Linked DNA regions of Homo sapiens: region 2 is linked to region 1. The links are chromatin loops, found by intact Hi-C in ENCODE. Cell type or tissue: mammary epithelial cell. All regions are shown on one strand. Each heading gives the region's core, and the rest is flanking DNA. Links, peaks and the distances in the headings are about the cores only.

The links. Peaks named below come from ENCODE experiments on the same cell type or tissue, not always from the same donor. Only the 100,000 strongest peaks of a DNase experiment are listed, where the experiment ranks them.
Region 2: a loop joins it to region 1, with 5 times the contacts of the local background. A loop is called at or near these places in 14 of 110 quality-filtered maps.

The regions. Positions count from the first base shown.
Region 1 is chr1:26,382,791-26,398,697 of GRCh38, reverse strand. No RefSeq gene overlaps it. Among named protein-coding and RNA genes, the nearest start is that of ZNF683, 18 kb to the right of the region's middle. In mammary epithelial cell, for the core only: a CTCF peak has its summit at 7,027 (motif pointing right); a DNase peak (open chromatin) is centred at 11,127.
Region 2 is chr1:26,331,825-26,347,092 of GRCh38, reverse strand. CRYBG2 (crystallin beta-gamma domain containing 2) reads left to right here. Exons shown (of 20, transcript NM_001039775.4): 2 at 381-3,348; 3 at 3,800-3,847; 4 at 3,934-4,046; 5 at 4,210-4,339; 6 at 7,664-7,803; 7 at 8,616-8,742; 8 at 9,046-9,081; 9 at 9,419-9,555; 10 at 9,714-9,840; 11 at 10,113-10,252; 12 at 10,361-10,487; 13 at 10,723-10,755; 14 at 10,886-10,998. The coding sequence starts at 436. Among named protein-coding and RNA genes, the nearest start is that of CRYBG2, 15 kb to the left of the region's middle. RefSeq lists enhancers at 13-766, 10,126-10,185 and a silencer at 10,326-10,705. In mammary epithelial cell, for the core only: no CTCF peak of the experiment used is centred there; a DNase peak (open chromatin) is centred at 10,552; H3K4me3 peaks cover 1,415 bases; H3K27ac peaks cover 576 bases.

The DNA of each region.
Region 1 (15,907 bases), core at 3,914-11,913:
TCTTCTTTTAGAGTAAGGATTGAAAATAACATTTGTGGCTGGGCACGGTGGCTCACACCTGTAATCCCGGCACTTTGGGAGGCCAAGAAGGGCAGATCATGAGGTCAGATCAGGACCATCCTGACTAACACGGTGAAACCTCGTCTCTACTTAAAATAGACACAAAAAAACTTAGCCGGGTGTGGTGGCAGGCACCTGTAATCTCAGCTACTTGGGAGGCTGAGGCAGGAGAATGGCGTGAACCCAGGAGGCGGAGCTTGAAGTGAGCTGAGATTGCGCCACTGCACTCCAGCCTGGGCCACAGAGCGAGACTCTGTCTCAAAAAAAAAAAAAAAAGAAAAGAAAAAAAAGAGAAAATAACATTTGTGGGCTGGCTACAGTGGCTCATGCCTGAAATCCCAACACTTTGGGAGGCCCAGGCAGGCAGATCACTTGAGCCCAGGAGTTTGAGACCAGCCTGGGCAAGATGGTGAAACCTTGTCTTTACAAAAAATTAAAAAATCAGCCAGGTGTGGTGGCACATGCCTATAGTCCCTGCTACTCGGGAGGCTGAGGTGGGAGGATCTCTTGAGCCCAGGGGGGTAAAGGTTGCAGTGAGCTGAGATGGCGCCACTGCACTCCAGCCTGGGTGACAAAGAGAGACCCTGTCTCAAATAAATAAATAGTATAGAAAATAACATCTGCCAACTTCTGCTATGTGTTGGACACAGCTTCCTCCAACTATCTTGTGAGTTAGGTGTTACTCTCCCCATTTAACAGGAGAGAAAACTGAAGTTCAGAGTGTTTGAATAACTTCTTCAAATTTCCCCAGCAAGTGACAACAATAAAATATAGATAGTCCCTGACTTACAATGGTTTAATCTACCATTTTTTGACTTTATGATGGAGCAAAAATGATACCTATTCAGTAGAAACTGTACTTTGAGTACCCATGCAGTCATTCTGTTTTTCACTTTCAGTCCAGTATTCAGTAAGTTAAGTGAGATAGTCAATTTATTATAAAATGGGCTCTGTGAATGGCCGGGCGCGGTGGCTCACGCTTGTAATCCCAGCACTTTGGGAGGCCGAGGTGGGCAGATCATGAGGTCGGGAGATCGAGACCATCCTGGCTAACACGGTGAAACCCTGTCTCTACTAAAAATACAAAAAATTAGCCAGGCGTAGTGGCGGGCGACTGTAGTCCCAGCTACTCGGGAGGCTGAGGCAGGAGAATGGCGTGAACCTGGAAGGCGGAGCTTGCAGTGAACGGAGATCCCACCACTGCACTCCAGCCTGGGTGACAGAGCAAGACCCTGTGTCAAAAAAATAAATAAATAAATAAAATGGGCTCTGTGTTAGATGATTTTGCCCAACTGTAGACTAATGTAAATGTTTTCAGCATGTTAATAGCTAAAATGTATGAGTGCCTACTATGTGACAGACATTGAACCTAGGCCCTACCTTAGCTCATGTAATCCCCCCGCAAAACTTCCTGATGCGGGAATTATTGTCTCCATTTTTATTTTATTTTATTTTATCTTATTTTGAGATGGAGTTTCACTCTTGTTGCCCAGGCTGGAGTGCAATGGCATGATCTCAGCTCACCGCAACCTCTGCCTCCTGGGTTCAAGCGATTCTCCTCTCTCAGCCTCCCGAGTAGCTAGGATTACAGGCATGCACCACCACACCCAGCTAATTTTGTATTTTTAGTAGAGACAAGGTTTCTCCATGTTGGTCAGGCTGGCCTCAAACTCCCAACCTCAGGTGATCCGCCTGCCTCAGCCTCCCAAAGTGTTGGGATTACAGGCGTGAGCTACCCCGCCCGGCCTATTGTCTCCTTTTTTTTTTTTTTTTTTTTTTTTTTTTGAGACGGAGTCTTGCTCTGTTGCCCAGGCTGGAGTGCAGTGGCGCGATCTCAGCTCACTGCAAGCTCCGCCTCCCAGGTTCACGCCGTTCTCCTGCCTCAGCCTCCCGAGTAGCTAGGACTGCAGGTTCCCGCCACCTCGCAAGGGTAATTTTTTTTGTATTTTTTAGTGGAGACGGGGTTTCACCGTGTTAGCCAGGATGGTCTGGATCTCCTGACCTCGTGATCTGCCCGCCTCGGCTTCCCAAAGTGCTGGGATTACAGGCGTGAGCCACCGCGCCCGGCCTATTGTCTCCATTTTTAAAATGAGAAAGCAGAGTCTCAGAGATTAAACAATTTGCTCATGGTAACTGACAGGAAGTGACCCATCCAGGTCAGTCCCATGCTGCAGTTCATGCTCCTAACCACTAGGGCACACTGCATTTCAGCAATGGCATCTGAGATGACACCAAACTCTACATAAACCATGCCGGACTTGGCTGGGCGCGGTGGCTCACGCCTGTAATCCCAGCACTTTGGGAGGCCAAGGCGGGCGGATCACGAGGTCAGGAGATCAAGACCATCCTGGCTAACACGGTGAAACTCCGTCTCTACTAAAAATACAAAAAATTAGCCAGGCGTGGTGGCGGGAGCCTGTAGTCCCAGCTACTCGGGAGGCTGAGGCAGGAGAATGGTGTGAACCCGGGAGGTGGAGGTGGCAGTGAGCCGAGATCGCGCCACTGCACTCCAGCTTGGGCCACAGAGCGAGACTGTGTCTAAAAAAAAAAAAAAAAAAAAGAAGAAGCCATGCCGGACTCAAGGCCTCCAAATGATAGGAGTCTGTCCCTTCCCTCTCCTTATCACTGGGTCCCTGTGGTTCAGCCATCGAGGAAGGATGACAGAAAGACAGATGCATGGAGCTGTCCATTTTCCGTTCCAGCCTCTCCTGAATGCAAGCAGCATCGTGAGGTTCTGAAAAGAGCCTCCACTCCTGTTCTATTAAAGGAGAGGGAATGGAACAAAGGGAATGGACATTCCAAGATCCTTGATTCCAAGACTCTCAAAGTCAAATAGACCTTGCAGATCAGCTGACCCTCTCCCATACTCCAAGCTTGACACCAGCCATTGTCCAGATCAGCTTGCAAACTTCCAGCAACAGGGAACTTACTGCTGTGAATGCCTTGCCCATCCACAGATAGTTGGGATTGTTAGAAAGTTCTTTCTTCTGCCTGTGTGCAGTGGTTCACACCTGTAATCCCAGCACTTTGAGAGGCCGTGGCAGGAGGATCGCCTGAGGTCAGGAATTCGAGACCAGCCTGGGCAACATGGTGAAACCCCATCTCTACTAAAAATACAAATAAATAAATAAATAAATAAATAAATAAATAAAAATAAAAATAAATAAAAATAAAAATAAAATTAGCCAAACGTGGTGGCTCATGCCTGTAATCCCAGCTACTGGGGAGGCCGAGGAAGGAGAATTGCTTGAACCTGGGAGGCGGAGGTTGCAGTGAGCCAAGATCGTGCCACTGCCCTCCAGCCTGGGCAACAGAGCGAGACTCCACCTCAAAAAATAAATAAATAAAAATAAGAAGTTATTTCTTCCATTGAATTCAACCTAGTCTCTATAGCTTCTATCCACTGGGGTCCTTAGAACAAGTCCCCTTCCTCTTTTGCAAAGACTCTGGGGTCATGTTTTATGTTCAAACTCCAGTCCTCATCTTCTCTAGTTTTGTGACCTAAGGTTTTTAAAGGCTCAATGTCTCAATCTTGGTTAATTTTCCACTGTTTTTCTGGAAGTTAGCCCAAAGCCAGATTTACCCAGCTTGATCCTCAGTGATCCACAGCTCTTTTCTAGTGTCTGTGTACTACTTTGTACAGTGCTTTTCAGACCACAAAGTATTTTCCCATTCATTATATCACTAGACCCTGGAAAACAAGGCGGCCAGAAAAAGAGGGAGATTAGGTGGGCACATTGTTATCGCATTTTTGCAGAGGAGGCAGATCTCTGCCCCCAGTACCAGTCTTACTGCCAACTGTACTCCTTGTCCTTCCCCTTCTCACTTCTGTCACAATGCACGCTCTAGGGCCTCCAATAGCTTGATTCTCTTTCTCCTTAGGGTTTCTCCATGATTACCCCTCTGCCTGAAGCACCATTTCCCTTACTTTCACTTTGCTGATCACTATTAATTCTCTTTTATTTTTATTTTTGAGACGGAGTCTTGCTCTGTCTCCTGGGCTGGTGGGCAGTGGCGCGATCACAGCTCACTGCAGCATCTGCCTCCTGGGTTCAAGCAATCCTCCCACCTCAGCCACCCAAGTAGCTGGGATTACAGGCATGTGCCACCACACCTGGCTAATTTTTGTATTTTTAGTAGAGATGGGGTTTCACCATGTTTGCCAGGCTGGTCTCAAACTCTTGATGTTGTGATCCGCCTGCCTCGGCCTCCCAAAGTGCTGGGATTACAGGCATGAGCCACTGTGCCTGGCCCTATTCTCTGTTTTTTTAATTAAAAACATATTTTTATAAAGATGAGGTCTCCTTATGTTGCCCAGGTTGGCCTTGAACTGCTGGCCTCAACCAATCCTCCTCCCTCCCAAAGCACTGGGATTATAGGTGTGAGCCATGGCTCCCAGTCCCTTCCCCATTTTTTTTTTTTTTTTTCAGTTTTTTTTGAGATGGAGTCTAGCTCTGTTGCCCAGGCTGGAGTGTGGTGGTGTGATACCAGCTCACTGCAAACTCTGCCTCCTGGATTCAAGCAATTCTCCTGCCTCAGTCTCCCAAGTAGCTGGGATTACAGGCGCCTGCCACCATGACTGGCTAATTTTTGTATTTTTAGTAGACATGAGGTTTCACCATGTTGGTCAGGCTGGTCTCGAACTCCTGACCTCAGGTGATCCCCCCCCGCCTCGGCCTCCCAAAATTGCTGGGATTACAGGTGTGAGTCCCAGCCCCTGGCCCCCTTTCCCATTTTTTATAGTGCTCTACACATCTGTGACAGAGCATTTGTCCCACTGTATTATATATATTTGCTTATTTGTCTTTCTTTCCCACTGACCACTACAATGTAAACCCCATAAGCCAGGGACTATGTTTTGTTCATTGTGTCAGTATGCAGCACAAAGCTTGGGATAACGTAATTGCTTATTAAATGTTTGTTGAATTAATAAATGCATGACTTGCCCCAGTTTCCACAGTTAATAATGGCCAAAATTAGAATGCAGATTTTATTTCCAAGTCCAAGAATTTGTTTTTACCATCTCCCGAACCTAACCTAGTTCTTACTCCTAACCCCTGCTGTCAGGCCTGTCCCCTCTAATTCCTCAGAATCTTAGGTCACTTATCCGGAAAGGAACTTAGAGCTCATCTGATTCAATCCCTTCATTTATAGATAAGGGAACTAAGACTCATAGAAGGTAAATGCTTTGTCAAGGCTACACAGCAAAAATTGTTGCCATCCTTTCTTCCTGACAACCAGATTGGTGTTTTTTTTAATGGGATTCACCAAAGAGTTCATGGACTCCCAGGGCTTTGTCTTGGGGACGGGGGTAGTAGTAAATAAATAATTCCATCTAAGGCTCTCCTTTTATACTCCCTAGACACCCCAAAGGCTAGACACCCAAGAGTCTATTCTGAGACATCCCATCAGGCAGAAATTTCAAGCAAGACAGGATAGAGGGGTGTGGGAGTGTGTGTGTGTGTGTGTGTGTATAGGATCATGGGGCACTAAGGATGCAGACGTGAAAACTGGGCTGCAGCACAGCCCCTCTGTTGTGGGGTCCCTCGAGTCTCCCACCATGGCAACACCACTCCCTCTGCCCCTGAAGCTGACCTTTGGGGCCAGAGATCAATAACTTGGACTTTGGCTTCAGTCCCCTTTGGCCCCCCAGTGACCATAGGCTGCCCAGAAGAGCTAGTGGGACTCAGAGTCATTAAGTAACTGTCACTCTTCCCCAGCCCCATTTTGGGGCATGGCTGGGGGAGGGGCCAGGGATGGGAACTATATGGAGAGTCACAGGTGTGGTCTGGTTCTTCCCATCCTCACTGGAAGAGAAGTGACCTCTATCTCTCTTTGACCCCCACCCACTTCTTTTTACCCTCGGCCAAGAGGCTTCCTCCTGCCCTCTCTACTCCTCCATGTCCTTAGCACTGAGCCCTGACTCCCCTCACAGAACCCCCGTGCTCCTCACCATGTTCCTCTTAGTCCAATCTTTTATGAACCCCCTCCTCCCATTGTGCTCACACTTTATATAAACTGGAGGTATTTTACCCTTTTGTCAGCCAAGACAGTAGTCAGAGGCCGGGTGCGGTGGCTCACTCCTATAATTCCAGCACTTTGGGAGGCGGAGGCAGGTGGATCACCAGAGGTCAGGAGTTCGAGACCAGTCTGGCTACCATGGTGAAACCCCATCTCTACTAAAAATACAAAAAATTTGCCAGGCTTGGTGGCAGGCACCTGTAATCCCAGCTATTTGGGAGACTGAGGCAGGAGAATCACTTGAGCCCGGGAGGTGGAGGTGGCAGTGAGCCAAGATTGCCCCATTGCACTCTAGCCTTGGCAACAAGAGCAAGACTACATCTCAAAAAAAAAAAAAAAAAAAGACAGTAGTCAGGAATTTCTCATTCACCTTTTTCTAAATACCTCATCCCAGGTATCTTCTCACCAACTATTCTCCTCCAGAGAAATCCACTGTTCTGCCATACTTTTAGCGGGATCCTGTTTCAGAAACACACTCACCTACCCCACCACCACCCCACCAACTTTCCTTGCTCTTCACCCACCAGTCCTCGTCCACCTCCACCCCAGTGTCCCAGCCAATCACTACTGATTGATTGATTTGGGAGGAGGGGGAAAGAGGATCGATGGAGGACTCTGGGCCTATTCTTATTCAAAGCAAAAGGTTTAAGAGGGGGTGGATATTCATTGTGGAGAGGATGCAGAAATCGCTGTGGCGCTCCACAGCCTTGCTGATGTGGTCTGCAGCGTGGGGGAGGGTGGGTCAGGCCACTGGGGGTGGGGACGGATGCTCTGAAGGCTGGGAGGACAGTGGTGTGGGGGCTGATAGAGGTAAGAAGAAGGCATGCATCAGCAGTCTGGGCATAAGGTGAGGTTCCCCAACTCTGCCCCTCAGGGAGGAAATTTATGACCGAGAGTCATTCTTCCCAGCTCAGAGAGGATGCCCTGGGTACTCTCAATGTCCAGCAGGGGACACCCTTACCCCACATGACCCCTTTCCTCATCCACCATCACTAAGTTCCGTTGTTCATTCATTCATTCATACATTGAAACGTTGTTTGAGTGCCACTATGTGCCAGACACCATGCCACAGACTGGAAAAATACAGGCATGAACAAGATAGATACACAGACAAATGAGGTTCCAGGCCTTGTGGCACCAGCAGGGCAGGATTACAGTGAACAAATAGTTATAGTGATTTAATTTAAGGGAAAGGAGATCAGAAAAAAGCTTTCCTCAGAAACTGATTTTGAAACAGAGACTTAACAGATGCCTAAATCTTGACCAAAGAAAATGTGAAAAAGAGGTAAAGGGGGGGCGTTTGTATGTGTGTGCATGTGTTGAGAGTGTGTTTCAGGCAGAGGGAACAATTTATACAGACCTTGAAGCAGAGAAGATCAAGGTTCCTTTAGAGGGATGAACAGAGAAACCTGTGCACAGCTGGATTCAGCTTTGGTTGGAGGTTTAACCCTTTAAATTGTAGAATGCATGCATGTGGACACACACACAGACACACACACACACGTGCACACACACAGCCGGGGCCTCCATTTCCCAAGGCGCAATTTTCCTGGTAATCACTTTTTTTTTTTTAAAGAGAAGGCAAGGACAGAGAGCCAGCAGACCTCTGAGGCCTTTCCAAAGTAATCAAACTCAAAACCTGTCTTCCAGGAATGAGTGGAACAGAGGTAGATTTAGCTTAAGCTTCAGGGCTTCTCCTTGGGAGGAGTTAAGTAATGTGTGCAAATGATTTTTTTTTTTTTTTGAGGTGGAGTCTGACTCTGTCATCCAGGCTGGAGTGCAGTGGCACGATCTCGGCTCACTGCAACCTCCATCTCCCGGGTTCACGCCATTATCCTACATCGGCCTCCCGAGTAGCTGGGACTATAGGCGCCCACCACCATGCCCGGCTGATTTTTTGTATTTTTAGTAGAGATGGGGTTTGACCATGTTAGCCAGGATGGTCTCGATCTCCTGACCTGGTAATCTGCCCGCCTCAGCCTCCCAAAGTGCTGGGATTACATGCGTGAGCCACCGTACCCGGCCTTTTTTTTTTTTTTTTTTTTTGATATGGAGTTTCGCTCTTCTGCCCAGGCTGGAGTGAAGTGGCAAAATCTCAGCTCACTGCAACCTCCGTACCCCAGGTTCAAGTGATTCTCCTGCCTCAGCCTCCCAAGTAGCTGGGATTATAGGTGCCTGCTACCACGACCGGCTAATTTTTGTATTTTTAGTAGAGACAGGGTTTCACCATGTTGGCCAGGCTGGTCTTGAACTCTTGATCTTAAATGATCCGTCTGCATTAGCCTCCCAAAGTACTGGGATTACAGGCATGAGCCACCATGCCCGGTCAATCTAATATTAATAGAAGGCACAGAGCCCACCCTGTGGGGGCCTCCTCATCTCAAGGTGAGACCAGGACTCAACCAGGGGAACCCCTGGTCAGATGGGAAAGACACAGAACCTGCTCTCTGAGAATCTGATCCCCTGACCTTCTCAATACTAACCTTGGCTGGGAGTGGTGGTACGTACCTGCAGCCCCAGCTATGCAGGAGGCTGAGGTGGGAGGATTGCTTGAGCCTGGGAGGTTGAGGTTGCAGTATGCTGTGATTGCATCACTGTACTCCAACCTGGATGACAGAGCAAGACCCTGTCTCAAAACAAAACAAAACAAAACAAAACAAAACAAAAATCACTAACCCTGCCCCTTCCTCCTCATTCTGCTCCTAGATGCCCCTCCAAAACTGGCTGGCCCTTCAGGCCCTGAGGCTGTCCTCCTCTGTGCAGGAGGCCTTGTACCAGGCTATGTTTCTTCAAAGCCCCTCCTTCCCTCAGCCTGTGGGGGTTTCCTGGAAACAGAGTGGTGGTGGTGAGAGTCTGCTTCAAAGTAGCCACCAGTCTGCCCCTCAGAGGTTACTTTGGAAGGTGATACCTTCCCCTTACCCACCACCCTCTCAAAGCCTGACCCCTCACTGGCACACAGAGCTGCTGTGACGGCTAGCTCGAGGGAAACCGCAAAACCAGAGGCTGAGCCCCCCAACTGCTCAGGGAACGCCAGGGGTAGAGGGTGGTGGGGAACAAGGTCCCTGCTTGGCAAACCCAAGTGGGCACAAGGTAAGTGTGCAGGAGCAGGAGGCTCTGGTGTTACAAAAGCAGCCCCAGGCCCACAGAATCCTCTGCCCAAGAGTCTGTCTCTGAGGGGACATTGAACAGCACACAGGTGCCCCTCTTCCTTGCACTCATTTTAAGATGTGGAAACTAAGGAAGTGACTTGAAGACACTTCCAGAGCAAGCTAGTGACAGAATGAGGCTAGAATCCAGATCTCCCAGTTCTGTCCGGTATCTTCTTTCTGCAATCCCAAAGGTCCCTTCACGAGGAATCCAGGACTTTCCAAACCCATGGCCCAGTCATGGCACTGGACTGTAATGCATGACTGACTTGTCTCTTTCATCACAGCTCAGGGGCCCCTTGAGGGCAGGGACCCTGTTTCCCTCTCCTTTATATCCTTTGCCCCCAGCATGGGGTCCGGCCCCTGTTTGAGACTTAGGACACATTTGTTCACCACACAAATCGACAAAATGAATGGAGTGATTTCGGCTGTGAGCTTCTGGTTGTTGACTCATTCATTGCACATGTTTTGTCAGACAGCACCCATGTATGTGAGACTGTGTGGGGGTGTGGATGTGGGTAAATAAATGCTCAGGCTCTTTTTCTGCCCTGTAAGACGATATAATCTGGAAGGAAATGGCAGGAGAGGGGACAGGAGGGGAAAATAGCCATCTGTTGAATAGTAGTTAGGCCCTGAGTAAATTCGTTATGTGGGTGACCTCTCCAACAAGGTGGGTATTAGCAACCCTATTTCACAGGTGCAGAAAGAGGTTCATAGAGGCTCAATAGCCTGCCCAAGGTAGGCTGTGGCTGATGGGGCTTAGAAGTCATCCAGGCCTCATACCCTTCCCACTGTCATCATGACATAGAGTAGAATAGACCTGAGGAGGTGTCTGTCTGTACTGAGGGCTGGGGACCCTCAGAGGTAGGATAGCTTGCTGAATTGGGCTCTAAGAGGCTTTTACAGGGAGGAAGTTGCCCAGTGAACCTTAAAGATGAGGTCACTGATGAGATGGGGATTGGAGATCCTCTCCAAGGGTATGAAAACCCTGGGGCCCTGGGAGAGCGTCCTTGGAGTGCTCTGCAGCTGGCAGGTGGACAGGAGAGGGTGGATTCATGGTCCAGACTCTTTGCTAGATCACGTGCTTCTTTTTTTTTTCTTTGAGACAGAGTTTCACTCTTGTTGCCCAGGCTGGAGTGCAATCTCAGCTCACTGCAGCCTCCGCCTCCTGGGTTCAAGCGATCCTCCTGCCTCAGCCTCCTGAGTAGCTGGGATTACAGGCATGTGCCACCACGCTGGCTAATTTTTTGTGTTTTTAGTCGAGACGGTGTTTCACCATGTTGCCCAGGTTCGTCTTGAACTTCTGACCTCAGGTGATCCACCCGCCTCGGCCTCCCAAAGTGCTGGGATTACAGGCGTAAGCCACCATGCCCAGCTGTTGATCACGTGCTTCTTTAAGAAGCCTCTGGGCCCAGTTCCTCCTGCAGCCCTGTGGCACCAACCACACCTCTTGTTTTTGGTCAATGTCAGTCAAGTAAATGGATCTTTCTCTCCTGACTCCTTGGGTGAGCAATCAGGATTGGCAGATCTTGGCCCCATCCTAGCAAAGAAACTGCTGCCTTCCAATCCCTCCTTGTGGTACCCAAATTGCCCCAATTTTCTGGGGTGGTGGCCCATCCAATCCAGGGGGTTGCTCATTGAGATGCTTTCTCATTGAAAGGAGGATGCCAACTCTTTCCCCAAGCTGAAAGGAAAATGAATCATGGGCTAAAAGTAACAAGTCCAAGTACAGAGCACTGATACAAGGGCTCACGCTCTGGAATCAGACCAATGTGGCTTCAAATCCATTCTCTGTTTGGCGTAGTGGCTCACACCTGTAATCTTAGCACTGTGGGAGGCTGAAGTGGGAGGATCGATTTGAGTCCAGGAGGTCGAGGTTACAGTGAGTTATGATTGCATCACTGCAGTGACTCATGCCTATAATCCCAGCACTTGGGAGGCCGAGGCGGGTCAATCACCTGAGGTCAGAAATTTGAGACCAGCCTGGTGAACATGGTGAAACCCCGTCTCTACTAAAAATACCAAAATTAGCTGGGTGTGGTGCCAGGTGCCTGTAATCCCAGCTACTGGGGAGGCTGAGACAGGAAAATCGCTTGAACCCGGGAGGCAGAGGTTGCAGTGAGCCGAGATCGTGCCATTGCACTCCAGCCTGGGTGACAAGAGTGAAATTCCATCTCAAAAAAGAAAAAAAAAAAAAATCCACTGGGCATAGTGACACACGCCTGTAGTCCCAGACACCAGGGAGGCTGAGGTGGGAGGATGGCTTGAGCCCAAGAGGTCGAGGCACCAGCGAGCCATAATTGTGCCACTGCACTCCAGCCTGGGAGACAGAGTGAGATTCTGTCTCAAAAAGAATTTTTTTTTTGTTAGGAGGCTAGATCTTATGTTATGTGTTCTTACCACAAAACAACAACAATAATAACAACAGCACGAGGAAGCCTTTGGAGGTGACGAATTTGTTTATTACCTTGAATGTAGTGATGGTTTTGCAAGTATATGCATATGTCCATACCCATCAAGCTGTACACATTAAATATGAGCAATTTTTTGTATATCTATTATACTCCATTAAAGTTTTGTTTTGTTTTTTTGAGATGGAATCTTGCTCTTGTCGCTCAGGTTGGAGTGCAGTGGTGCGATCTCTACTCACTGCAACCTCTGCCTCCAGGGTTCAAGTGATTCTCCTGCCTCAACCTCCCGAGTAACTGGGATTACAGGTGCCCTCCACCACGTCCGGTTAATTTTTGTATTTTTAGTAGAGATGGGGTTTTGCCATGTTGGCCAGGCTAGTCTCGAACTCCTGACCTCAGGTGATCTGCCTGCCTCGGCCTCCCAAAGTGCTGGGGTTACAGGCATGAGCCACTGCACCCAGGCTGAAGCAACTTTTAAAAACAACTTTATTAGCCGGACGTAGTGGTGGATGCCTGTAATCCCAGCTACTCGGGAGGCTGAGGCAGGAGAATCGCTCGAACCCAGGAGGCAGAGGTTGCCGTGAGTCAAGATCACGCCATTGCACTCCAGCCTGGGCAACAGAGTGAGACTCCATCTCAAAAACAAGAAAAAAAAAGTTGCTTCAAATCCTTACCCTAAGACTTCTGCTGACACTGCTGCAGAAATGGCTTTGATCCGAAGCCTTTAACCTCTTTTCTTCCACCTTCCAAATCTCACCCAAATGTATCTAGATTAGCAGATCCACATTCACATCCAGAGCCCCAGCTGCAAGGGGAGTCTGGGAAACGTAGTTTTTCACTTTCCATCTGTGCAGTCCGGGAAGCCACGCTAGGAGGAGGAAGGAATGTTGAGTGCCAAACCACCATTTCTGCCACTGTAGAGCCTGTGGCTTTTCATCGAATTACCTGACCCAGGGTCTGCTTTTTGTGTGGGGGATGCTGACATATAGGTTTTGGTGGAAACTTCAGCTGTTCCCTCATTTCTTAGAGCTCCCATTCGAGCAGGAGGCGTTTATGGGGAACCCTAGGAAGGCAGTCAAGTGTAAGGAGAGCAGGAATATTCCTCTATTTCTCTCTTTCTCTCTCTACCTTTCTTTAACGGCTTTATTAAGATATAATACACCTATTATACAATTCATTTATTTAAAGTGTACAATTCAATAGATTTTAGTCTAGTCATAGAGTTGTGCAACTATCACCACAATTTATTTTAGAACATCTTCATCATGCTAAATAATGCAGTCTCCATTCCCCTCCCCCGCCAACCCACATCCTCTGGCAACAACCACTAATCCACTTTCTGTCTCTATGGATTTCCCTATTCCGTACATTTCTTTTCTTTTTCTTTTTTTCTTCTGTTTTTTTTTTTTTTTTTTGAGATGGAGTCTCCCTCTGTCGCCCAGGCTGGAGTGCAGTGGCGCGATCTCGGCTCACTGCAAGCTCCGCCTCCCAGGTTTACGCCATTCTCCTGCCTCATCCTCCCTAGCAGCTGGGACTACAGGAGCCCGCCACCATGCCCGGCTAATTTTTTGTATTTTTAGTAGAGACGGGGTTTCACCGTGTTAGCCAGGATGGCCTATTCTGTACATTTCATATAAATAGAACTACATAATATGTTGCCTTTGTGTCTGGCTTCTTTCACTTAACATAAAGGTTTTCACTGTTGATTCATGTTGTAACATGTATCAATACTTTTTTTTTTTTTTGAGACAGGGTCTCACTCTGTTGCCCAGGCTGGAGTGCAGTGGCATGATCATAGCTCACTGCAGCCTCAACCTTCCGGGCTCCAGCCACCCTCCCACCTCAGCCTCCCAAGTAACTGGGACTACAGGTGTGTGCCACCACACTTGGCTAATTTTAAAATTTGTTTGTAGAGACAGGGTCTCACTATGTTGCCTAGGCTTGTCTGAAACTTGGGCACAGCAATCCTCCTGCCTCGGCATAGGCATGAATGGATAAATTGTATTGCATACATATAATGGAATATTCATCCATAAACAGGAATAAAGTATTGATACATGCTGCAACGTGGAGAAACTCCAAAACATTATGCTAAAGCAAATAAACCAGACACAAAAAGTCACAATTGTATGCAATTGTATGATTCTTTTTTTTTTTTTTTTGAGACAAGAGTTTTACTCTTGTTGCCCAGGCTGGAGTGCAATGGCGCGATCTCGGCTCACTGGAACCTCTGCCTCCTGGGTTCAAGCGATTCTCCCGCCTCAGCCTCCCGAGTAGCTGGGATTACAAGCCATGGCTCCCAGCCATTTAACCTTTTTTTTTCCCCAGAGACGGGGTCTTGCTCTGTCACCCAGGCCGGAGTGCAGTGGCACAGTCATAACTCACTGTATCCTCAAACTCCTGGGGCTTAAGTGATCCTCCCACCTCTGTCTCCCGAGTAGATGGGACTACAGGCACATGACACTGCACTCTGCTAATTTTAAAATTTTTCGGTAGCGATGAAGTCTCACTTTGTTGCCTCGGCAGGTTTCAAACTTCTGACTTCAAGCAATTCTCTTGCCTTGACCTTCTGAAGTGCTGGGATTACAGGCACTCGGCCTCTGTTTAGTTTTTTGAGGAATTGCCCATCTGTTTTCCATAGTGACTGTACCATTTTATATTTCTACCAGCAATGTATAAGGGTTCCAATTTCTCTGTAATCTCGCTAACATTTGTGTTTTTTTCTGTTTTGGTTTCTTTTGTGCAATTGTAGTCATCTAGTAGGTGTGAAATGGTATCTCGCTGTGGTTTCCACTTGCATTTTCCTGATGGTTAGTGATGGTGAGCATCTTCTTATGTACTTATTGACCAATTGTATATCTTCTTCAGAGAAATGTCTGTTCAGATCCTTTGCCCATTTTTAAATTTGGTTGTTTGTCTTTTATTATTGAGTTGCAAGAGTTATTTTTATATTCTGAATACAAGTTTCTTATCAGATATGATTTGAAAATATTTTATCTCATTCTGTGGGTTGTCTTTTCACATTCTTTTTCAAAAAATAATTTATTTAGGGGAAATTAATATAACTTAAAAGCAACCATTTTAGGGCTGGGCAAGGTGGTTCATGCCTGCAATCCCAGCACTTTGGGAGACCAAGGCAGGAGGATTGCTTGAGCTCAGGAGTTTAAGATCAGCCTGGGTAACATAGCAAGACATTGTTTCTACTAAAAATAAAAAAAGAAATTACCCTGGTGTGGTGGTGCATGCCTACAGTCCCAGCTACTCAGGAGGCTGAGGTGGGAGAATTGCTTGAGCCCAGGAGGTTGAGGCTGCAGGCAGCCATGATTGTGCCACCGCACTCCAGCCTGGGTGACAAAGGGAGACCCCATCTCAAAAAAAAAAAAAACAAAAACAAAATTAGCCAGGCACGGTGGCTCAAGCCTATAATCCCAGCACTTTGGGAGACTGAGATGGGTGGATCACCTGAGGTCAGGAGTTCGAGACCAGCCTGACCAACATGCAGAAACCCTGTCTTTACTAAAAATACAAAATTAGCTGGGCGTGGTGGCGCTTGCCTGTAATCCCAGCTACTTGGGAGGCTGAGGCGGGAGAATCGCTGAACCCAGGAGGCGGAGGTTCCTGTGAGCCGAGATCGCGCCATTGCACTCCAGCCTGGGCAACAAGAATGAAACTCTATCTCAAAAAAAAAAAAAAAAAAAAAGAATCATACAATTGCATACAATTGTGACTTTTTGTGTGTCTGGTTTATTTGCTTTAGCATAATGTTTTGGAGTTTCTCCACGTTGCAGCATGTATCAATACTTTATTCCTGTTTATGGATGAATATTCCACTGTATGTATGCACTACAATTTATCCATTCATCTGTTGATGGACATATGGGCTGTTTCTACCTTTTGGGCTGTTTCAAATAATGTTGCTATGAACACGAATGCATATGTGCTTGTTTGAGTACCTGTTTCCAATTTTGGGTATATGCTAGAAGTGGAATATGCTAATTCTTTACCTTTGAGGCACCACCAAACTGTTTTGCCATAGCACTTGGACCATTTTGCATTTCCACCAACAATGTATGAGAGTTCCAATTTCTCTACATCCTTGCCAACAACACTTGCTTTTTCTTTTTTTTCAAGACAGAGTCTCTGTTGCCCAGTGCAGTGATGCAATCTCAGCTCACTGCAACCTCTGCCTCCTGGGTTCAAGCAATTCTCCTGCCTCAGCCTCCCAAGTAGCTGGTATTACAGGCGCATGCCACCACACCCAGCTAATTT
Region 2 (15,268 bases), core at 7,186-15,185, 55 kb after region 1:
GTTTTCAGCTCCTGGGGGACTAGACCTAGGGCTCTGTGGGCAGAGTCCCAGCCCCCCTATAGACCTGTGGGTCAGCTGCATCTTCCCTTCTGCCTTCTTCCTTTTCTCTCCTTCTGGGCTCAGGCCTCAGCTTCACCTTTGAAGGACCCTGACCTAGGAGATCACCTGAAAGTCAGGGAGAGGGATGGATGAGGGGCTCTGATCAACCAAATCAGAGCTGAGACTACCATGCCCATTTCACAGATGAGAAAGCAATGGCCCAAAAAGGCCAAGCGATTTGCCTGAGGTTCCCAGCCTGACTTGGGTAGGGGTGGTTATTCTGCACTTTAGGAAGCCACTCTCACCACCCTCTGACCCTCATCTTTCTTATTCCTCTGCAGGGAGCTGGACCACAGTGGGACAAGGACACCTCCAGACAGGTTGCCAGGGCCCCACATGGAGGAGGCAGGTGGGCCCATGGCCCGGGCCAAGGCCCGAGTGGTAAGTGCCACATTGACATGGCGGCAGCGGCCCCCCACCCAGGAAGAGATCAAACATGGTTTTCACAAGGTGTCCCTGGTGTCAGGGGCCCAGATGGAAGCCCCGCAGAAGGAGATGTTTGAGTTCAGCCGTCGAGAGGAAGTGGAAGTCAATGGCTTTGCAACACAGGAAGAAGAGACTGTGAATTGCCAGGGCCCTCGGGATACAGCTGGCTCCAAGAACTTCCAGAGCCATGGACCCATCTTTTCCAAGAAGTACATACCACCTCCCAAGGAGAAAAGGCCTGAGGGGAGGCTGAAGGAGGCTGTGGACCAGAGTGATGGCAGCCGCCAAGCTCCCAGGACTGAGCCCCCATGTGTGGGAGCTATGGCCAGGACTGAGCTTTTGGTTCCCCTGCCTGGGCCCCGAGAGCCAAGTCCCCACCCAGGTGTAGGTCTCACCAGTGGTAGCTCCCGGAGCCTCGAGGAATACCGAGTGACACGCACTGTGCGGACCACCACAGTGGTGGGAGGTCATGTGGACCGGCGGATGAGCAGCTCTGTGACTGTGAGGCCAGTGTCCTCAGGCGAGGCCCTGCCACGGGGCCGTCAGGTCTCCCGCATGGTGCCGCCAGTGGTGGTGGGCTCCCCACCAGGCTCGCCCAGCCGCAGCCAGGCCGTGAAAGTGCTAAGTAACCTCGTGCCTGCTGGGCACAGCCCCCCTGCCAGTCACCTGCCCAGGCCCACGGCTGGCGGGCCAAGGAGCACAGGTCTGGGCAGCACAGTGGGGGCAGCCTTGAGGCAGCTGCCTGAGACCGGGACAGCAGAGCTTAAAGACAGCTCTGCCCTGGCCTCTACAGGCATCCCAGCCAGTGCTCACCTGCCTAAGAATCAGGATGCCCCTGCAGCCTGTCCGGACAGAGACCAGGGCAGAGCCCCGGATGCCAGGGCCTGTGAGCTCTGGCAGGTGCTGGGAGCCCCCAGTTCCACTGAGCTCCCTCTCCAGACTTCTCAGGGTCAAGCATCAGTCCCCTCCTCTCCCAGACTCGAGACCCATGTCCCCTCTCCTGGCCTAACTCACCCTGCAAAGCAGCCTGTGGTGCCCACTCACCCCGGGGCCCGGCTCACTCCCCTTGTTCTGCCCCCTAAAAAAAAGGACGGGCCCGTGGACCCCCCTGCTGCCACCGTCCTGCCCATGGTGAGGAGCGAGCATGTGACAGTCCCTGGACAACCTCCTGCTCCATCCACTACAAGAAGGAAGGATGTCCCCAGCCCAGGAGGTCTTTCTGCTCCATCGTCCCCAAGGAATAAGTTTGTTCAGAACTCTGAAAATGTCCCTGTCCTCCCCTTTACCCAGAGGGAGGTCGTGAAGGGCCCCGGTGCTCCTGCTGCCTCATCTCCCACCCGGAAGGAGGTGGTGCAGGGGTCCAGTGCTTCTGCTGCCTCGTCCCCCACCTGGAAAGAGGTCGTGAAGGGCCCTGGTGCTCCTGCTGCCTCATCTCCCACCCAGAAGGAGGTGGTGCAGGGGTCCAGTGCTCCTGCTGCCTTGTTCCCCACCTGGAAAGAGGTCGTGAAGGGCCCCGGTGCTCCTGATGCCTCATTTCCCACCTGGAAAGAGGTTGTGAAGGGCCCTGGTGCTCCTGCTGCCTCATCCCCCACCCAGAAGGAGGTGGTGCAGGGGTCTGGTGCTCCTGCTGCCTTGTCCACCACCCCAAAAGAGGTTGTGAAGGGCCCTGGTGCTCCTGCTGCCTCATCGCCCACCCAGAAAGAGGTTGTGAAGGGCCCCTGTGCTCCTGCTGCCTCATCTCCCACCCAGAAGGAGGTGGTGCAGGGGTCTGGTGCTCCTGCTGCCTTGTCCCCCAAGTCAACTGAGGTTGTCCAGGGCCCAAAAGGCAGCAGTAGCATCCAAAAAGAGGCTGTCCAGGGTATTGCAGGCAGCCTTGCCCCGCCCCTCACCAAGGAAGAGACTGTTCAAGGCCCAATTGCTCCTGCCACCTCACTCCCCAAACAGGATAAGGGGGTCCAGGACTCTGAAGGGAGCCCCATCTCATCTCTCACCCAGAAAGAGGTTGTGCAGGACCCTGATGCTCTCCCTGCCCCATCTTCCTCAGTGGACAGGGTGTCCCCCAGCCCAGGAGGCACCCCTGCCCCAGTGCCAACAGGAGCAGAGGCCAGCACGGAGTCCCAGCTTGTCTCTGATCCCACCGAGGGCAAGACGTGCACAGAGACATCAAGGGAGGAGGATGAGGTGGCCCTGGCCGCTGACCTGGAGATATTCCTGGATACGCTGCGGAGCATGGAGCCCCCTGAGATCCTCCGCACTCACCGGCTGCCACGAGCCCCTCGCTCCTCCTACCTGTCCATGTACGCCACGCTGCCTGCCATTGAGGAGGACCAGCTGGGGCCATGGGTGCTGGGCCCCGGACCCCAGGAGGTGCCTTCACTGGAAGAGAAAGAGGAGGAGGAGGAGGAGGAACCAGAGAACCCCTATCTGAGTGACGATGAGAAGCTCCAGCGCAGGCAGGAGAAAGCTGGGCCCAGCCCCTCCAGGGACCTCCACCCTGCCAGACCCACCCAGGTCTCCTGCTCTCCTCTGGAGATGATGAAGAAGCATGTAGCAGGAACCAAGGGCCCCCACTCAGAGCTGGGATTGGAACTGCAGGGAGGCAGCAGGCCCACTTCCCGTCTTGGAGGCAGCCTTCTGTTCGGCAGTCTGGTGCCTACCGCCAAGGAGGCCTCCACCCCGGAACCGCTGGGCACAAAACTATCTGCTCTGCTGCCCCATGGGGCACCGGGGCTCAGGAAGGTGCCAGGACAGTTGCCCCTGCTTTGCAGTGAAAGATCATCCCCAACGGAGAAGCTTGCCTGTTCCCTGCCCCTGGAGGGGTGGGTAAGTGAGGCCTCGGGTGGGCAAGGGAGGTGCCTGGCCTCACCTGGGTCAAGGCTTGAGTGGTGTGAAGAGAGTGGTGCTGGGAGTCAGAGTCTGGGGGCAGAGGCTTCTGTCTGAAGTCTGGTTCAGTTGACCTGTGCAAGCCACATCTCTCTGGGCCTCAATCTCCCTATCCCTATCCCTACTGTGGGAGGTTTGTACTGTGGATTCCAAAGGGTGTGGGGGCTCCAAGATCCTGGGAGCTGAGGAAGGCGGGTGATGAGCACCAAGCTCCTGGGACAGGGTGATGAGGCCCTTGGGGGTTGGGAACAAGTGTGAGCATCCTCTATGCGCCAGCTCCTTGCGGGTGGAGGTTAATAGGGAGGATGTGGGATCCTTGGAATGGCGGGTTGTGGGGAGGCAGAAAAGAGGTGACCCCACAGGACTTCTTTATCACCTGCCTCCGTTTCAGAGCCCAGCCTTAAAGACCCAGGGCAAGCTGAACACCAGGCCTGGAAAGGTAGGGTTGTGGGGGCAAGTGGGTGGGGGCAGCAGGATGCAGGGGCCTGGGGTCAGGGCCTGAGGACCCCTTCTGTGCCTTCTCAGGTGATCTTCTTCTCAGAGTCTGGCTGCCAAGGCAGTGGCAGGGAGGTCTGGGGAGACATCGTTGATGCCTCAGGCTGGGCCCCCGTAGCCTCCATAAGGGTAGTTCGAGGCTGGTGAGTGGGGAGTGCCCAGCAAGGCACTTGGCTGTGAACCTGGGGGGATGCAGAGGGGAGTGAGGAGTGACCAGTCCAGCCTGGGAGAAACCCCATCAGCTACCCAGCAGCCCTGGGCACATCCTCCTCCCCATCTGTGATCCTGGAATCTCTGTGCCCACAGCTGGGTGCTGTACGAAGAGCCAGAGTTCCGGGGTCAGAAGCTGGTCCTGCCTGAAGGAGACATGGAACTCAGAACCCCAGGGACAAAGTGGAGTCCCCAAGGCATCGGCTCCCTAAGGAGGGTTGTCTGGGTGAGTGAGTTGGAGGTGGGAGACGGCCTCGAGTGCCTAGAGTTGAAATCCCCGAGGCCAGGAGCAGTGACTCACGCCTGTAATGCCAGCACTTTGGGAAGCCAAGGCAGGTGGATCGGCTGAGGACAGGAGTTGGAGACCAGCCTGGCCAACATGTGAAACCCCGTCTCTACTAAAAATACAAAAATTAGCCGAGTGTGCTGGCATGCGCCTGTAATCCCAGCTTCTCAGGAGGCTGAGGCAGGAGAATTACTTGAACCCGGGAGGCAGAGGTTGCAGTAAGCCTGGATTGCACCACTGCACTCCAATCTGGGCAACAGAGTGAGACTCCGTTTCAAAAGAAATTCCTGGCAGAGATCTTATGGGGTAGTGGGCAGAGGGGCTTAATGTGGACTGGTCCATAGATTCTTGACCGTGGAGCTGACTGGGGAAGAAAGAGATTCTGGGGAATGGGCAGCCTGGCTTGAGGAGTCAGGGCCCAGGCAGAGGCCAAGCTCAGCTTGGGAAAGCAGCCTGGGGAAGTTTGAGTGGATGCTCAAGCAGGAAGGGGACAGAGCAGCAGAGACAAGATGGGAGGGAACGTGGGGGTTACCTGCCCCCCAGGAGCCAGCATGCAGGCCCCCAGTCAGACCCGAGGTGCCAGGCATGTTTGCTCATTCATTTGCTCACAGATGCTCACTCATGTCTAATATGTGCCAGGCACCGGTGCCAGGCAATAGGCAGTGGGGGGAGATCTCCTCTTTGCCCTTCAGGACTTACAGTCAAGCTAGGCTGTGAGGATTGGGTTTGGAGCAGGGACGCCATATAGCCAGACTAGGGATTTATAAACATCCCACTGGCTGCCAGGTGGAAAAAAGAGGGATCCTGGAGGCAGGGAGACCAAGAAGGGCTGTGATTTCCAGCCAGGGGCACCTCTAATTTTTGAGGAAGGGCTGTGTGGTTTGAAAAGTTAACATTATAATTTCAAAGGCCAGGCGCAGTGGCTCACGCTTATAATCCCAGCACTTTGGGAGGCCAAGTTGGGGGATCACCTGAGGTCAGGAGTTCAAGACCAGCCCAGCCAACGTGGTGAAACCCTGTCTCTACTAAAAATACAAAAATTAGCCAGGTTTGATGGTGGGCGCCTATAATCCCAGCTACTCAGGAGGCTGAGGCTGGAAAATCGCTTGAACTCGGGAGGCGGAAGTTGCGGTGAGCTGAGATCATGCCATTGCACTCCAGCCTGGGCAACAAGAGTAAAAAAAAATTATAATTTCATGTGCTGTGCTGTGAAAACAACAACATTGTTTTCACCGCACAGTAATAAACTACTGAAATTAAGCTTGACACGAGAAGGAAGAGCAATGACTGTAAAAGCAGTGTCTATCAGGCATTTTGGTTCTTTTGGTTTGTTTGATTTTTTTATTTTTTTTTGAGACAGAGTCTCGCTCTGTTGCCCAGGCTGGAGTGCAGTGGTATGATCTCGGCTCACAGCAGCCTCCGCCTCCTGGGTTCACGCGATTCTCCTGCCTCAGCCTCCCAAGTAGCTGGGACCACAGGCACCTGCCACTATGCCCGGCTAATTTTTTTTTGTATTTTTAGCAGAGACGGGGTTTCACCGTGTTAGCCAGGATGGTCTCGATCTCCTGACCTCGTGATCCACCCATCTCGGCCTCTCAAAGTGCTGGGATTACAGGCGTGAGCCACTGCGCCCGGCCTGATTTTCGTTTCTAATGAAAGAATGAATAACTGAGTCCAGAGCTGTTGCAATCTTCCTGGTAGGAGATGATGAGCGCTCATTAGGCTTAACTAGGACAGTGGCCCAGGAGGAGGGGATAGTTTACAAAGCCTCTCCAGAGGCTGGACGCGGTGGCTCACGCCTGTAATCCCAACACTTTGGGAGGCTGAGGCAGGTGGATCACCTGAGGTCAGGAATTCAAGACCAGCCTGGCCAACCTGATGAAACCCTGTCTCTACTAAAAAAAATACAAAAAATTAGCCGGGCATGGTGGCGGGTGCCTGTAATCCCAGCTACTTGGGAGGCTGAGGCAGGAGAATCGCTTGAACCCGGGAGGCAGAGGTTTCGGTGAGCCAAGATCACACCACTGCAATCCAGCCTGGGCAACAAGAGCAAAACTCCATTTCAAAAAACAAAAACAAAAAAAGCAACAAAAAAAACAAAGCCTCTCCAGAAACACACAAATGTTTGTGGACAATTAATTGTGAACTTCTGACAATAAATTTGTCTTCATGTGGGAGGTAAAGGCTTTGAAGTCAGATGTTTCTGGATTCCTTTGATTCATTCAGCATTGATTAGGTGCCTGTTGTATGCCAAGCACATGGGAGGTGCTGGGTTGCAACAGTGAACAAAAACTATACTGCTCTGCTACTTACAAGCTGTGTGACCTTGGGCAGGTTGCTTAACTTCTCCGTGCCTCACTTTCCTTACCTGTGACTGGATGAATAATGCCCACTGGGAGGACTAAATGAGATAGGGTAGGACATGACCTTAGCACAGTGCCTTGCATGCAGTAGATGCTTCGTACATATTTGATGAATGAGTGAGTGAATGAAAATGGTCCTGGTGGGGAAGAAACACTCAGAATACAAAGAGGATCTGCTGCTTCCTGGGATGACGTGCAGGCAAAGCCAGTCTGGACAGAGGCAGGAACCGTACCTAAAGAAGGAGTCAAAGTTGGAACTCAGGAAGTGGCTGTCCATCTTGCCCATCCTCCCACCAGGCTGGAAGTCAGGCTACCCAGAGGCAAGGCTATGGGCCTGGCACTTTGCAGGTTCTCCCGGGAACTTCTGTCCCAGGTCCCAAAGGTTCAGCAAAGGACCAGCACAGGCTTTGGTCTTAGGCTTGGCTGGCTGACCTTGCAAAGACCACCCTAGTCACTTTCCTGGTCTCTGGGGGAATGGCTACAAAGGTTTTCTCAGAAGCTATTTGGAGCCTTGGCTAAATGGACTTGGGGAAGCGGGGTGTTGTCCAAGGGGGGCTATTTATATATCTTTTCTTTCTTTTTTTTTTTTGTTTTGAGACGGAGTTTCACTCTTATTGCCCAGGCTTGAGTGCAATGGCATGATCTCGGCTCACCGCAACCTCTGCCTCCCAGGTTCAAGCAATTCTCCTGCCTCAGGCTCCCGAGTAGCTGGGATTACGGGCATGCCCAGCTAATTTTGTATTTTTAGTAGAGACTGGGTTTCTCCATGTTGGTCAGCTGGTCTCGAACTGCTGACCTCAGGTGATCTGCCCGCCTCGGCCTCCCAAAGTGCTGGGATTACAGGCGTGAGCCACCACGCCTGGCTGTTTATCTATATTTAATTTTCCCCCTCCTTCCACAGGACTACAGCACCCCGGAAATCAGCCTCTTCTCTGAGGAGGGCCTCAAGGGGGAGCAAGTGAAGCTAACAGAGGCCTTGAAGAATTCCCAGGGTCTGGAGAAGCCCCTGCAGGTGGCATCTGCCACCGTCTCTGCAGGACTGTGAGTCTGGTCTATTCTAGAATCCCCTCATTTGACATTCACTGTGCTGGGTGCTGGGGACACAGAGGTGACAGAACACAGTTCCTGCCTTCAGGAGTGCTCAGTCCACTGGTGGGGACAGGCAAGTAAGCAGACAATAGCAATTCAGTGTTTTGGGGTGAGGGAGCACAGAAAAACACCATACCATGAGAGGCAGAGTGTGGAAGTCAGAGAAACCCTCCTGGAGGAGGAGACACCATGCTGGGATGAGTTGGCCAAGAATCTAAGCTCCATGAGGGCAGAGATTGTGTATGCTTGTTCACCACTGTATCCCTGATGCCTGTAGCAGGGTCTGGCACAGAGCAGATGCTTCTAAATATTTGTCAATTGAATAAATGGGGAAAAGAGTATATCTGGCAGAGGGAATAGCACATGCAAAGGCCCAGAGAGGAGACAGCTAAGCTTCAAATTTTCAGTGTAGCCAGCATAAGCAACAAGTGGGAAGAACTGAGGCCCAGGGAGAAGGAAGAGGCCAGATTGCAGAGCCTCTTTGCATAGCCGGGCTTTATTGTGAGGCTAACAGGGAACTACTGGGGTTATTGAAGCAGTTTTCCATGCATGCTAGAGAAAAATGCTCCAGCTGCTGTGTGAAATTAGAGAAGGCAAAGCCAGAGGAAGGGAGACCAATGTGGCTACTGCAAGAGATTATACGAGACTGATGGGAACCTCCCCAGAAAACCTCCTTTTCCACTCTAAACCTTCCCTCCCGCCCACCAATCTGTGTCCCTTGAAGTCTCTCTGCTAGGGTGCAGCAGCCTCTCTGTTTCCCCTAGGTGGCTACTGTACCCCAAACCATTATTCGAAGACACTCCCTACATCCTGGAACCTGGAGAGTACCCCACCTCAGAGGCCTGGGGCACATCGGACCCCAGCGTGGGCTCCCTGAAGCCCATGAGATTGGTAAAGAACAGGGCACACCCACAGGCCAGGAGGTCTAGGCTCTGCCCCTGGTCCCAAGTAGCTGGTCCTGCAGTCTGTGGGAAGGGATGGGGGATGAAGTGTAAAACAGCACCCCTTGGAGACTGCTTCCTGGGAGCTTCTATTGGGAATGGGAGTGGGAGGAGAGGTAGGGATTAACCTAAGAGGTAGGGGAAAAGGGAAGACATGGGGTTGGGGTTCTCAGGATCAGGAAAATCCTAGATCCGCAGCCCCATCTGTCTTTCCCATCTCTGGGCTGGTGTCTCAGCTCTGTCTCCTCTGCAGGGCTGCCCAAGTGTGGAGAAGCCAGGGGAGCCCAGGGTAAGAGTCTGGGCTTAAGAGCCAAAGAGGGCCTTTGGTGGCGGGGTGCAGGTGTTTGGTTATCGTGGTCTGGACAGGAAATCCAGAGAGGAGGGCACTGGGGGCCAGAAGCACGGTCTGGGGGGATGGGACCTGATGGGCTCACTGGGAACTGGCTTTTGATGTGTAAGAAGGTCAGAGGTCAGAGTAGAGATAGGAATTGGGTAAGGGGATGGAGTTCAGCAAGGAGGTGGGAGGGCTGGGGGGTGCCACATTGGCCTGATGCTGGGCAGAGCCATTCCTGAGCTGGCTGGGTGTGTTTGGGTCCAGATGACTCCTGACAGCCCCTTTCCCCCAGGCTGTGGTGTATGAGGCCCCAGGCTTTCAGGGCCGCAGCTGGGAAGTGAGCCGAGACATCTACAACCTTCAGCAGCCAGAGGACAGCCAGAGCCCCCACCTGGCCTCTGTGGGGTCCCTGAGAGTTCTCGGAGGCTGGTGAGAACTCAGGACCCTTCCTTCTATTTCATCACCTCTGGCCTTTACCCTTGGGAGTGGGGAGTGACCTGGGCTGCGTAGGGGTGGGGACAGCTGTCTCATTCATCCATGGGCCTCCTATGACTGAACCTGCCTGTCTGTCCTCCTGCTTTTCCCAGCTGGGTGGGCTACGAGAAGGAGGGCTTCCGGGGCCACCAGTATCTGCTGGAGGAGGGGGAATACCCAGACTGGTCACACTGGGGAGGCTATGACGAGTTGCTGACCTCCCTCCGGGTCATCCGGACGGTAAGCAAAGGCAATTGGCCCATCCCTCTGCCTCTGGCCACAGCCAGACCTCCCCCAGTACAGTTTGTGGAGGGAAGAATTTGTACCCCCTCTCCGTGTTCTCCCTGTAAGTGTTCCCAGAGGTCTAGCCTCTCTTCCCCTGCTGCTCTTCTCCAGGTCGTACTGACAGCCTCACCCCTAATTCCCCGGGTGGGCTGTGACCCTGGGGTCTGGGCACTCCCAGGGGTTTCGGTTTGTGGGCGGGAGAGACCTGACTGTCCCTGGGGACCCAGGACTTCGGGGACCCGGCCGTCGTGCTATTTGAGGCCATGGACTTCGAGGGGCACGGCGTGGAGGTGAGCAAGGCATTGCCGGATGTGGAGCTGGTGCAACACGGCCCCAGCACACAGGCCATCCACGTGCTCAGCGGCGTGTAAGTGACCCGGGCTCCGGGAGCGGGGCGGGCCCGGGCGAGCCGGGGGCGGTTCCAGGAGAGGTGCAGGCTCCGTCCCAGCTGACTCGCGCCCCGCCCTTCCTGCAGGTGGGTGGCCTACCAGGAGGTGGGCTTCTCCGGGGAACAGTACGTGCTGGAGAAGGGCGTGTATCGTAACTGCGAGGACTGGGGCGCTGGCAACAGCACCCTCGCCTCGCTGCAGCCGGTCCTACAGGTGCGTGCCGGCCGCGGGGGGCGGGGCCTCCCCGGTGGCGGGACCTGGAGTTCGGGTGCGCCCCGCCCCCACGCAGAGGTAGCGGGCTGGAGGACCTGCCTGGGCGCTTGGGGCGGGGCCTTAGAAGGGGGCGGGGCCGAGGGCGCGGCCGCGGGGTGGACGGTACTGAAACCTAGAGAAGACAAGGCTAGGGGCCGGCACCCTCCCTAATTCTCGATTCGGTCCCTACCTTCAGGTCGGGGAGCACGATCTGCACTTCGTCTCAAAGGTAAGGCAGGGACTCCGCAGGGAGCCGCTGGGCTCACGTCTCTCCCCTCATTTCGGACCTTTCCCCTCCCCGCTGTTCTCGGCCCCACTCCATCGTCCTCCTTCCCCTCATCTCCCCTCTCTGCCTCCAGATTCAGCTTTTCTCCCGCCCCGACTTTCTGGGCGACCACTTCTCTTTCGAAGATGACCAGGCCGCTCTGCCCGCCTCCTTCCGACCTCAGTCCTGCCGGGTCCACGGCGGCAGGTGAGAACGTGGAGGGGCGGAGGGCTGGGGGCGCTGGGGCAGAGGCGGGGCTGCAGGAGGAGAGTCTTTCAAATGATTTCCTTCCTTTGGCTACCTTGCGATGAACTGTTCTGTCTTGCGCAATTTTAAAACAAAATAAGGTTTTAATGGAAAATGTAAAACTGTAGATTGTATAATATAAAGATAAATCTTGTTTCCTCTATCCGTGTGCTCTTTTAAATTTTCGGTGGAGTATTTTAAATCCCTGACCCAACGTAAAATTTCATGGGTACACACTTCAACGTGTGTCTCTAATATGAAAGAACATTTTCCCCACGTAGCTACAAGTCATTATCACATCTAATAAAATTAATAACAATTTATTCATATTACCCAATACCCAGTCCGTGTTCAGATTTCTCCCATTGTCTCAAAAATGCCTTTGTGAAATTAACTTGTTTTTCTCAGCATCCAAATAAGGTCCTTGGGCCAGGTTTCCTCATGTTGGCCAGGCTGATCTCAAACTCCTGGGCTCAAGCTATCCGCCACCTCGGCCTTCCAAAGTGCTGGGATTACAGGCATGAGCCACCGTGCCTGGCCGACCCCAGTAGTTTTTTTTGTATTGTTTTGTTTTGTTTTGAGACAGAGTTTTGCTCTGTTGCCCAGGCTGGAGTGCAGTGGCGCGATCTCAGCTCACCGCAACCTCCGCCTCCCAGGTTCAAGCGATTCTCCTGCCTCAGCCTTCCCAAGTAGCTGGGATTATAGGCATGGGCCACCAAGCCCGGCTAATTTTGTATTTTTAGTAGAGATGGGGTTTCTCCATGTGGATTAGGCTGGTGTTGAATTCCCAACATCAGGTGATCCGCCCACCTCGGCCTCCCAAAGTGCTGGGATTACAGGCGTGAGCCACTGCGCCCGGCGACCCCAGTAGTTTTGATAACTTTCTTGATATAATAAGATGCTCCAGGATCATTTTGTACATTTTTTTTTTTTTTTGCTCCAAATCTAGAATTGGCTATTTGCCAAGGAACCCTGGTTCTTTTTAGTGGCAAATGGTAGAGACCAAAATCTGCATGCTAGGTGTTTCAAAGTTATAATGCCCTTATTACAACTAATAGTAAAAACCACTGAATGCTGTTGGGAGTTTCCTGTTTTTTGTTTGTTTGTTTGTTTGTTTTGTTTGTTTGTTTTTTTGAGATGGAGTCTCGCTCTGTCGCCCAGACTGGAGTGCAGTGGCACTGTCTCAGCTCACTGCAGCCTCTGCCTCCCGGTTCAAGCAATTCTCCTGCTTCAGCCGCCTGAGTAGCTGGGATTACAGGCACCCGCCACCACGCCCAGCTAATTTTTGTATTTTTAGTAGAGATGGGGTTTCATGATGTTGGTCAGGCTGGTCTCAAACTCTTGACCTCATGATCCGCCCCCCTCGGCCTCCCAAAGTGCTGGGATTACAGGCATGAGCCACCGTGCCTGGCTTCTTGTGGTTCTTTTTGTCCTCAAGATATTCACCTATAACCTATTTGTTATATATTCGTTCAAATTACCGTGTCTTAAACACATTTGAAATAATACTTTTGTGTGTGTGGTTATGTCACCAACCTAATATACAATTAGGTTCATTAATTTAATTTATTTTCAGTTTTAAGGAATATTTTTCATTTTTATCTATTTCTGGATTTGTTTTTGTTTTTGTTTGAGACAGGGTCTCACTTTCTTATTCAGGCTGGAGTGCAGTGGTGTGAACACAGCTCAGTGCAGCCTTGACCTCCTGGGCTCAAGGGATTCTCCTACTTCAGCCTCCTGAGACCTGGGACCATAGGTGCACGCCACCGCGCCCGGCTAATTTTTTAACTTTTTTGTAGAGATGGGGGTCTCACTTTGTTACTTAGGCTGGTTTCAAACTTCTGGGCTCAAGCAATCCTCCCTTCTTGGTCTCCCAAAGTGTTGGGATTACAGGTGTGAGCCACTGCACCTGGCCCTAGTTCTGTTTTCCTATGAATAATTACCATGAAGCTGGGCACAGTGGCTCATGCCTGTAATCCCAGCACTTTGGGAGGCTGAGGCAGGAGTCCAGGAGTTCAAGAATCACCTGGGCAACATAAGGAGACCCTGTCTTGACAAAAAAATTTTTAATTAGGTGGATGTGGTGTCATGCACCTATAGTACTACCTACTCAGGAGGCTGAGATGGGAGGATTGTTTGAGCCCAGGAGTTGGAGGCTGCAGTAAACTATGATCACACTACTGCACTCCAGCCTGGGCAACAGAGTGAGATTTTATCTCTAAAATAATAATTATTACATGAAATATTTACATGGTGCCTTAGCTCAGGCTGCTATCACAAAATACCATAGTCTGTGTGGTTTAAATAAGAGAAATTTATTCTCTCACAGTTCTGGAGACTAGGAAATTCAAGATCAAGGTGCTGGCCACTTCACTTCCAGAGTGAGGCCTTTCTTCCTGGCTTGCAGAAGGCCACCTTCTTGCTGTGTTCTCATGTAGTGAAGAGAGAGAATATGAGCTCCTGTCTCTTCCTCTTCTTTTTTTTTTTTTGAGGTGGAGTTTCACTCTTGTTGCCTAGGCTGGAGTGCAATGGCGCAATCTCGGCTCACTGAAACCTCTGCCTCCCGGGTTCAAGCAACTCTCCTGCCTCAGCCTCTTGAGTACCTGGGATTATAGGCATGAACCACCACACCCGGCTAATTTTTGTATTTTTAGCAGAGATGGGGTTTCTTCATGTTGGTCAGGCTGGCCTCGAACTCCCGACCTCAGGTGATCCGCCCACCTCGCCCTCCCAAAGTGTTGGGATTATAGGCGTGAGCCACGGCACCCGGCCTCTTCCTCTTCTTTTAAGGACACTAATCCCATCATGGGGTCTCACCCTCATGACCCCCTCTAAACCGAATTACCTCCTAAAGGCCCCACCTCTGAATAACATTACATTGAGGGTTATGGCTTTAGCATATGATTTTGGGAGGACACAGACATTCAGCCTATAACAGTTCCAAAGCCAACAGCTTTCATCTCTGTCCCTGCCAACTTTTTCCCTCCCTCTCTCCCGCTGTTAGAAATCTTTTTTTTTTTTTTTTTTTTTTTTTTTTTTTTGGGGTTTGGTGTGTTCATCCACTGGCTTTTTTGTTGTTGTTAAGATATAAGCAAATATACACTCATACATTTCCATATAACTATAGAAGCCAAATATTTATATTTTGTTTTCCTTCTCCTCCATTTTATTACATAAAAGGGAACATACTATAACTGGGTTAATATAATAAAAAAAACACTAAATTGTACACCTTAAAAGTGTGAATTTTGGCCAGGTGCAGTGGCTCATGCCTGTAATCCCAGCACTCTGGGAGGCCGAGGTGGGTGGATCACTTGAGGTTAGGAGCTTGAGACCAGCCTGGCCAACACGGTGAAACCCCATCTCTACTAAAAATACAAAATTAGCTGGGTGTGGTGGCGCATGCCTGTAGTCCCAGCTACTCAGGAGGCTGATGCAGGAGAATTGCTTAAACCCAGGAGGCGGAGGTTACAGTGAGCTGAGATCGCGCCATTGCACTCCAGCCTGGGCAACAATAGGGAAACTCCATCTCAACAACAACAACAACAATAACAACAACAAAAAGTGTGAATTTTATGGCATGTGAATTATATCTCAGTTTTTTAAAGGAAGTTTGCTATAAGCACTGTTATGCACCTGCTTTTTTCATCTGTTTGGAGATCACTTTATATCCCTTTAAGAGCTCTTTTTCATTCCACTTAACTGCTGCATTATACTCCACTTTTTCTTTCTTTTTTTTTTTTTTTTTTGACACGGAGTCTCGCTCTGTTGCCCAGGCTGGAGTGTAGTGGCGTGATCTCAGCTCACTGTAAGCTCCGCCTCCTGGGTTCATGCCATTCTCCTGCCTCAGCCTCCTGAGTAGCTGGGACTACAGGTGCCCGCCACCACGCCTGGCTAATCTTTTGTATTTTTAATAGAGACGGGGTTTCACTGTGTTAGCCAGGATGGTCTCGATCTCCTGACCTCGTGATCTGCCCGCCTCAGCCTCCCAAAGTGCTGGGATTACAGGCGTGAGCCACCGCGCCCAGCCCACTTTTTCTTAATTTATTCAGCTCCAATCCCCTATTGATGGACATCTGGGCTGCTTCCCCCCTTTTCTATTGCAGAAGTGCCATAATGAATAGCCCCCTGCATGTGTTATTTCATGTTTTCAAATGGTGTCCTTGGGATGGATTCCTAGGTATGAGATTGCTGAGTAATTACTCATGGAGTTTTGCCTAATATTGCCAAA